3 separate regions of the Mus musculus genome follow, and all the other regions are linked to region 3. Evidence: chromatin contacts called from ENCODE Hi-C data. All regions are on one chromosome and are shown on one strand. Each heading gives the region's core, a stretch centred on a gene start or an enhancer-like site at or near the end of the contact. The rest is flanking DNA. Distances are from core to core; before and after follow the strand shown.

The links. A loop is a pair of places that touch in the nucleus more often than their neighbours do.
Region 1: a map of T-helper 17 cell shows a loop between it and region 3 (67-fold over the local background). The contact joins the promoter of Sult5a1 here to the promoter of N4bp1 in region 3. A Hi-C loop is called at or near these places in 3 of 37 maps with a recorded cell type or tissue (T-helper 1 cell, T-helper 17 cell and regulatory T cell).
Region 2: a loop to region 3 is called in a map of T-helper 17 cell, with 62 times the contacts of the local background. The contact joins the promoter of Dpep1 here to the promoter of N4bp1 in region 3. A Hi-C loop is called at or near these places in 2 of 37 maps with a recorded cell type or tissue (T-helper 1 cell and T-helper 17 cell).

Annotation. Positions count from the first base shown.
Region 1 is chr8:123,156,657-123,159,598 of GRCm38, reverse strand. It overlaps Sult5a1 (sulfotransferase family 5A, member 1), which reads left to right and starts at 1,319. Exons shown (of 7, transcript NM_020564.3): 1 at 1,319-1,411; 2 at 2,012-2,160. The coding sequence starts at 2,019.
Region 2 is chr8:123,184,979-123,187,758 of GRCm38, reverse strand. Dpep1 (dipeptidase 1) reads right to left here and starts at 1,524. Exons shown (of 11, transcript NM_007876.2): 1 at 1,318-1,524.
Region 3 is chr8:86,883,909-86,886,683 of GRCm38, reverse strand. It overlaps N4bp1 (NEDD4 binding protein 1), which reads left to right and starts at 1,426. Exons shown (of 7, transcript NM_030563.2): 1 at 1,426-1,862. The coding sequence starts at 1,665.

The DNA of each region.
Region 1 (2,942 bases), core at 70-2,569, about 36 Mb before region 3:
CAGCCTGGTCTACAAAGTGAGTTCCAGGACAGCCTGTAGGACTATACAGAGAAACCCTGTCTTCAAAAAACAAAAAAACAAACAAACAAAAAAGAAATCTATCACAACTAGAAACAGCCCTGATGTCCGTAAACATACGGTGAGCAGGTGAACACTTACCTATTCAACACAACACAGCCGCGTGGAAGAACTGTCCATACACACAATGACATGGATGAATGTCGTAAGCAACACAAGGAGCAGGGAACAAACCCAGACACAAGGCTGTGCATCGTGTGGCCTTCAACAACAAGGGAAACAAGAGGTGATGACAGGCTTGAGTAACTTATCGGGGGAGGACACGGGTTTATGGTAAGAAGGAGGCCTGAACTGTTTTATATGTCCCAGTCGTGACTGTGGTAGTCACATGGTGTGTGAATTAGTGAAATCAATTTAGCTGAGCCTTTGGAGAACTTGGCTGTAGTCTCTGTGGGTTGCGTGTGCTGATTTCTCCCGGGCAAGGTCTGAGAAGAGGAATCAGGACCAGAGTTACACTTTAAAGGACAGCCAAGGACAAACAGACACCGGGTCAGTGTGTGCTCTGTGGGTGTGTGTTGATACACACACCGTTTCCTACCTATAAGACAAAGAGGATGAGGACCCTTGGGTACTCCCCTGCAGCAGAATGGATCAAAAACAAACCAGAAGCCCAAACCAACCAAACAGAAGAACACAAATCTCCTAAGCAAATGGAAGAAGTTTTGTTGTGTTGTATACAAATCCCCTGGACTCTGGTTGTAAGTGGCCCTGTAGGCAGAGAGACATTTTCATGCTGGCTGGCAGCTGCCTAATGAGAACATGAGACAAGGGAATCTGGTGGTTGGCAGCTGGAGGTGGCGGGAGATGGAAAAGTCTTCACGGATGTACTCTGTCAGAGCTGGTTGCTTTGTACTGTATCTTACCACAAATGTCAAAATTATATAAACTGCATGGTGGGTCCTAGGGTGGTAGAGAAAGCTGCCTTCTGTTGTCAGAATACAAGAAAGGGACGGTGCACTGCCTCTTCCTGGCCCCTTCCTGGCCCCTTCCTGGCCCTTCCTGGCCAGTGCTCCACAGGGGAGCATTGTTGAAACAGGAAAATTGTGTCATTCCCAGACACTGTTAAACTTATTTTTTGAGCACCTTAGTCTGCTTGAAAAATAGGTTTTGTCCCGAAGATTATCCGCTTATTGCTTGCCTATGGGGGCGCTCTTCCCAGCCCCTCCCCCAAATGGGTCTGGTTGGGGGCGGGGCACCCTGCAGTCTTCTGCCCCAGGGCCCTGCAACGCTAGGGTGGAGCCTCTTTGGAGGTGCCCAAGTAGAGCCTGAGCCACATTTCCTAGGTCTGGGCTGCGTGCGCACAGCCAGGTACCACTGGAAGAAGGACTTTGTGGTAAGTAGGGGATCCCGAGGAAACAGGGGAGGTGGGGCTTCTGTCGGAGGCTGCTCCAGGATTCAGTAGAAACATTCCTGTCAGCCCAGTCTGGGCAGCTGTAGAGCAAGACTGGAGGGGGGCTGTGGGTGGGAGCTGCTTGCTCTCTAGATGGGGCCTTTAGATACCGATCCCACTATGCTTTGGGGCCGAGACAAGCAGCTCTCAAGTCCGCAAGGATGTTCATGATCCATCACAACCACACACTTTCGAGGTGTAGCCCTGCATACAGATGGCCAAGAGCTGGTGGCTAGGGCAGAATTCTGCAAGCAACCAGCCACACTCTCAAGGCCAGACAGATGCCACTGTCATTCCAAGGCCATAGCACAGAGGTCTATATCCTCTGATGGGGTTGGGACCTTTCTTGGGCCAGACGACAGACAAGTCTGTCCAAGGTTCTAAGATGGTCCTGCAATGATGCCTGAGAGCAATAACAGTAGCCACTGGGTGTGGACCTATCTCAACACTTTCATGATGGAATGGCAGACTGGCCTGTATCTACTGGAAAGAGCTTGGGCCCTCGGTAACAGACTTCCTCACCTCCAGCCCTGTTCCGCACAGCACCAGCATGACTGAGCGCATGAACACCACTGAAATCTTCGATGGCGTCCGCTTCCCAGGATTCATACACACCCCAGAGTCCCTGAAAGCGGCTTGCTCCTTCCAGTTCCAGGACACAGACATCCTCTTGGTAACATTTCCCAAGTCAGGTGAGAGACAGACTGGGACAAGGAGCCTGGACAATCCAACACCAGGGCTTCCTGCCACCCATAGTGCCTCAGTCCCCTTCTCGGCACTGTAGACACCCGGGCCCTCTCTGTCACCTGTGACTGGTATAAGCTGTAGGGCTGCCTTTCTGGCTTGAGTCAGTACCAGCTGTATGAAGCCCCTCACTAGCCTCCTTGGCTGGTTGTTCCTCTTTCTAATAGCCTCAGAAGCACAGGGTATCCTGGGTACAAGCAGCCCCCCTCTCCCCCTGTACCTTGGTCAGGTTCACACAGACTTCTTGTAATCTCTCTGCACTTGCTTGAACGTGTTTCTGAGGCCATGGGAGGAATGCTGGGGGGGGGGGGGTGAAATGGGGTGTGTGCTGAGAATCTGGCTTTATTCTTAGGCGGGTGGTCCTTGGGGGACAAAGCTTTTCCTTGTCCTGAATCATGCTGGGGTGAATGGTGTACATCACCCCAGTGAAGTATGTTTATGTGGGGCACAGGAACTCCCTAATCCCATAAGACTGCCTGGTCTACTCTCCTCCAGTGTGCTCAGGGTAGCAGCATAGCTCTGCAGACCCTGCATAACCATCCTCCCCATCCTGAATCCGTCAGGATAGGCACATAGGGCATAGTTTGCTTTTGTCTCCTGGACATAGCCCAGCTAGGACACAATGCCACTGAGAGCAAGATCTGCTTCATGTGACTTGGCCACCAGGGCCACCTGGACTGTAGTGACTTAGGTAAGTCAGCAATTCAGCAGATAGGGCCAAGCAACCCTC
Region 2 (2,780 bases), core at 275-2,774, about 36 Mb before region 3:
CAGCGCATGTCCAAACACAGGGACATCTCAACACACTGGTTGGGTGGCATCCCCGAACAGTAAGAACATACTCCACATGTATGCCTGTAAATCTACACGTTACACACTACATGTTACACAGGTACTCCCTCATAAACACCATCTTCAGTAGACATGTACATACATGTAGACATGTATGAGCATACATATCCACATCTGAACGTGACTCTCTGTACAGAGGGATCCACGCAGACACGGACCTGCCCGGGTCCCACATGCTCACGCTGGTCACCACGGACAGAAACACTTGGGCATTCCCAAACAAAGAGCTCCAAACACATGGATGTGCTTTGGAATCCATATGTGGACTTTTCCACACATATTAAGCAGATACTCAGATGCCCAGACAACTGTAGACACATGTGTCCACATAGGCCTATCATCTGTCAGGACATACACTCTCCATATGGCCCCTGCCACACTTACCGGTGGCCCGGGGGTGGATGCGCCCAGCCACTCGGGTACCACCCAGTTCTATGCCTTCTTGGGTGTCTACAATGCTGCCTTCAGTTTCATATGACTACTTGTGGGGTCTCGAAACTAGAGCCCCCAGCGAGGGCTTCTGGCGAGGCTATATGGAGCAGTAGCTTGCCCATCATCTATCCGTATGCCTTTTCCCCAGGGGGACGTCACTGGGTCACCAGTGGCTCAGCAGACCAGTCTGTCTCCCAACTGTATACCAGGCTGACATCTGCACAGAGATCCCTCAGACCTCTAGATTTTCAGGACCAACAGCCAAACCTTCACCCTGACCTCTGTCCCCAAAGCCTAGCTCCTCAGGGGCTGTGCCATATGACGTTGCAGGCCACCTGAAGAGTAGTTCTTCCTTCTGACACCTCCAGTCCATCCCCAGGTGTGACTTCTTCATATCTCCCCTCACCCTGCCTATGAGTCCCACATAGCTCCTAGTTTTCTACCCCACAGGGTCATCTTTCTCATTTATCACCCCAGCTTTCAATGCCCTGCCTGCATTAAAACAGGGTCCCGCTTTTAGCTTCATCTTCACCCTCCCCCACACCAGACTGGGCATCCAGAGGGAACACTTTTTTTCTGCCTGCCCCTCCGTGTCTATCATCTGAACACCCTCGCCTCACAGAGCCTCTCCCTTCAAGGTGTTGCTCGACGACGACATCCTCCACATTGAGGTCCTGTTTGCGGTCTATCCGTAAGTTTCCTCTGCTCTCAGGATCTTTTCTACCCAGGAGTGGAAAGGGCTTTCTGTCCCTCATTACGGCTTGGCCTCCACCCACTGCTACTTCCCAGCACCCCAACACTCACCACGAGCACACGCGGGTCAGGGGTGCCAATGTGGCTTCAGTCCTGTGGCTGACACCCAGAGAGACGGGACAGCCTGCTCCTGAGTCCTCCAGCTTTGAAGGGCCACCTCTTTAAAAGGGAAACTCCCCGGGGCTCCACAGAGTGCCAAGGAGAGCAGACAGGACTAATGTATCACACATGTCAGCTGTTCCTCGTCTCCGAAAGGCACGCAAGCCCTCAGTAACGCAGAGCATCCGGTGGGGTCCGGGTCTCTGGGTCAGCCGTCTGGGGAATGATAGGCCTTTGGGGCCATAGCCAGTAACCTGAGCTCTCCAGCGCAGAGGTCGAATGAGTTAACATTTACCAGGCTAACAGAGTTAGGGAGCCACAAGAGGAGTTTGGGCTGTGGTCTCAAAGTATGTACACACTCTTGAGTTTATTCTGCTGAGCTCAATATCCTGAGGTGGCCTTGGGATCTGGAGTCACATATTTTCCTCCGTCTTCTGACCGGTCCCCTTATCACTCCCCTCATTACTGAAGTGAAAATGACCCGTGCTTCCCAGTTGGGACAGCCAGTTCCCCAACCCAGGAATGAGCCAGCACTGTTAGGCCCACCCCTGGGAGCCCTTGGATCCATTGTTCCAACAAGGAGGGTTGATCTCTCTCCATCCTCACCATAAGGAGAAACAACAGCAACCTCAGATTGGAATGTTCTCTGGCAGAACAACAGGCCTTTCGAAACTGTGGGAGGGTCTGGTGCCTCTCTGTAAGCGGGAGGCAGGGCTTCTCTGTGGCTTTAAGATTCTGTGGAAGCAGACAGCAGGGTGGTCCCGGTGGTAAGACAGAAGGAAAGGCCAGGTCGGTCGTCAGGGAAGGGCACAATAGGAAGGAGCACACAGGGCCCTCTGCCCCTGCTCTGGCCCACCCTTAGGCCTGGCTGTGTAACTGTGTGTGGACTGCTCCCTCTCAGAGCTTCAGTCATCCTGTGTATGGACGACGACAACCTATTTAGCCAGTGATGTCATAGACATTGAGATCCCAGGTTTTAGGAGAGGACAAAGACAGTGAAAAAGCCGGAGAGCCAGACTGGGGGGCCAATCTATAGGTGAGAGAGTGGGACACAGACAGACAGGGCCAGACAGACAAGGACAGACAGACAGGGACAAACCATACCCTAATTCTCCCCTTGGAGCCAATTAACTCTCCCTTAGCCACCCAGTGCAGGCTGCCACTATTAGGAGACCATACTCTTGTGGGTCCAAGGGTGGACCAGGACTAGGGAGGCGTGGCTAGCAAGGCCTGTGTCCTGGGGGAGCTGAGGGCTCAGGATAACGACCCAGCAAATGGGTACATCACACATTTGCGTAGCTTTGAGATCCCTGCTAACTCTGGCTACACGCAGGGTCCCCAGATGACTCCCGAATCCTTAGCTCATTTAGGGGTTGTCAGGTTCTGCCTGGAGGCTCAGTCTCCTCACACAGTGA
Region 3 (2,775 bases), core at 177-2,676:
ATAAAGTGTGGGAGAAAGAAGAACCCATAAAGTAGCAAAAACCAGCTACAGAAACCAATACTTTATCTTTCACAATTTGTTTTTAAGGATTCAAGAAAACTTATGTCAGGCTGGAGAGATAGTTTGGTGGTTTATAAAGCATTGACTGCTCTTCCAGAGGTCCTGAGTTCAACTCCCAGCAACCACACGGTGGCTCACAACCATCTGTAGTGGGATTCAATGCCCTCTTCTGGTGTGTCCAAAGACAGCTACAGTGTACTCATATACATAAAGTGAATAAATAATTAAAAAGAAGAAGAAAGCTTACATCTGGGAAGCATTGGAATCAAGTGATGCCTTTGACTTAACAGAAACACAGGCCAGAAGAAGGGTTTGGTTTATTTGCCCTAGTCCCACAGTATGATCCCTATTATTTTTGCCCCTCACATAACACACATAACTCTACTGAAATTGCCTTTCCCCTTTCCTGTATGCCAGAGGTACAGTAAAGAAACTGCTCACTTGGCCACGCCATTAGAAGAAGGTATTTGGTTTTTTGTTTGATTGACTCTGGTCTCAACTATCTAAGTGCTACCACAATTTTAGGCTTATGACACCATGCCCAACTTTTTAAAAAATAGATTTATTTTAGAGTTATGCATATACTTGTGTGGAATGTATGGGCATAAGTGTGTGATGGTAAGCACCTCTCTCTCTAAGCAGAGGCCAGAGGGGCCTTTGGGTGATCTCCTCTACAATGTCATCTACTCCTTTAAGATTGAGTTTCTCCCTGGATCTGTGGCTCCCCTTTTGCCTTTTGTTAGCTAAGCTGCAAGCCAGCAAGCCCTCAGGTCTCAGCTGGAGCTGGGGTTGAAGATCTGTTCTCTTTCCTGGAGTGATGATAGCCAAATCAAACTCCCAGTCCTTATGATACCCAATAAGCACTCCACCGAAACAGCTCTTGTTTGGTTTTTGAGACAAGGTTTCACTTTATAGCTCAAACTGGTTTGGAATTATGTAGCTCAGGCTTGCCTTCAGCAAATGACTATCTGCCTACCTCATTCTCCCACCCCAGTGGGATGACAGTAATTGACACTAGACCAGCAATTTGGCCTTTTAATTCTTTACTGGTTGTCCCATTTTCTTTTCCTGTTACGATTTTTCTTTTTTTTCTGAAGTAAGTAAAAAGGGGAAAGGAAGGAAGTAAAAAGAAGGAAAAGAATCACCATTTGCCTATCAATGTAAAATCCTTCTACTAGATGCCCAAAGGCATCAGGCCCTTATCAAATATGGCCGCCCAGGCCTCGCCTGCCGACGCTTGCCCACGGTCAACATGGTGACAGCGTGTGGCGTCGACTTCCGTTGCCCTCAGCCTACCAACGCACCCTTCGCGACGGGGCGGCGAGTTTCCACAACGGCGGCGGGCTGAGCGCATGCGTGGCGGCTGTGGCGGCGGCGGCGGCGGCCGTGGCGGGGCAGCGGGGCAGCGGGGCAGCGGGGTGGCGGGGAGTCTCTGCCCGCAGTTGCTAAGCTGCGGCGGCCGTGTCGTGATGGTGTAGCGGGGCCTGCGGGCGGGCGAGGAGGCCGGCACGGCCCACGCCTCCTGAGCGGCTCGGTGCAGCGGCGGCACGCTGAGGGGGCGTCGCCGCCGCTGGCCCCCGGCGCCCCGGGAGGCCGCGCCCGCCATGGCGGCCCGGGTGGTGCTGGATGAGTTCACGGCGCCCGCGGAGAAGGCGGCGCTGCTGGAGCGGAGCCGCGGGCGCATCGAGGCTCTGTTCGGGGTGGGCTTGGCCGTGCTCGGCGCCCTCGGGGCGGAGGAGCCGCTGCCCGCGCGTATCTGGCTGCAACTCCGCGGCGCGCAGGAGGCGGTGCACAGCGCCAAGGTGAGTCCGGCCTGGCTCGCACGGGCCGCGCGCGGGGCGCTCGGAGCGGGTCCGTCCTGGGAGCCTCGGGGTCCCTGTTTGTAAAGGGCGCTGCGAAAGCATCTCCCTGACTGGTCCCTCGCGAAGTGCGCAGAACGCAGAGCCATCAGGCCCCGGAGCACGCGCGCTGAGCGGGCTCGCGCTCCCTCCGTCCGCTGGTCCCTTGGATGTGCGCAAGGCTCGATGCTCCTGGTTGGTCTTCACCCTCCAGGCCGCCACTCCAGGGCTTCTAAACCCTTTGGGAATCTTAGGCCTGAACCTCTAGGAAATCAGGAAGGGAACGCATGTAATGACCAGACGCTTCAGAGGTAGAATATTTGGTAGCTGCGTTAAAAATATTATTCCTGTAGTGTTGGTGTTCTACGATTAAATGATGGTTGTTACACTTCTGACATTCCGCCGAGTACCACAAAAGGAATACGCAGGCTTTAAAAATCCGGCGAATACGTTTTGATAGGGCTTGTTCCTTCTATTAAATGAACAACTGGAGAAACTGAAACTAAGCGGTGACTCACCTTGTGTATAATCAGTATTTCAGATTCAGCACCGCCATCAGCCCCTCCCCCTTGTCAGAAAACAGCAAAATTTGACCGCGGAGGCGCTTATGCCTCTAAAATCTCATTGAGTCAGTGAAATAGCCAGGTTAGTCGACAGGTTGCCAGGAGAACGGGCAATTTAATTGCTTCTATGCAAGAGAGTCCTCCAAGCCGTGGGTGGGAGAAGGCTGAAGGTGTATTGTATAGCATCTTAAGCTCCCGGGGAGGAGTAGGAAGTTGAGGAATAAGGTATTGTTTCCTCTTTGGTGTTTCGAGGGTCAGATCTGGGAACTTAGGAGAATGCCCCTCTCTGCCCCTCTTGGTTTGAAGTCACCAAT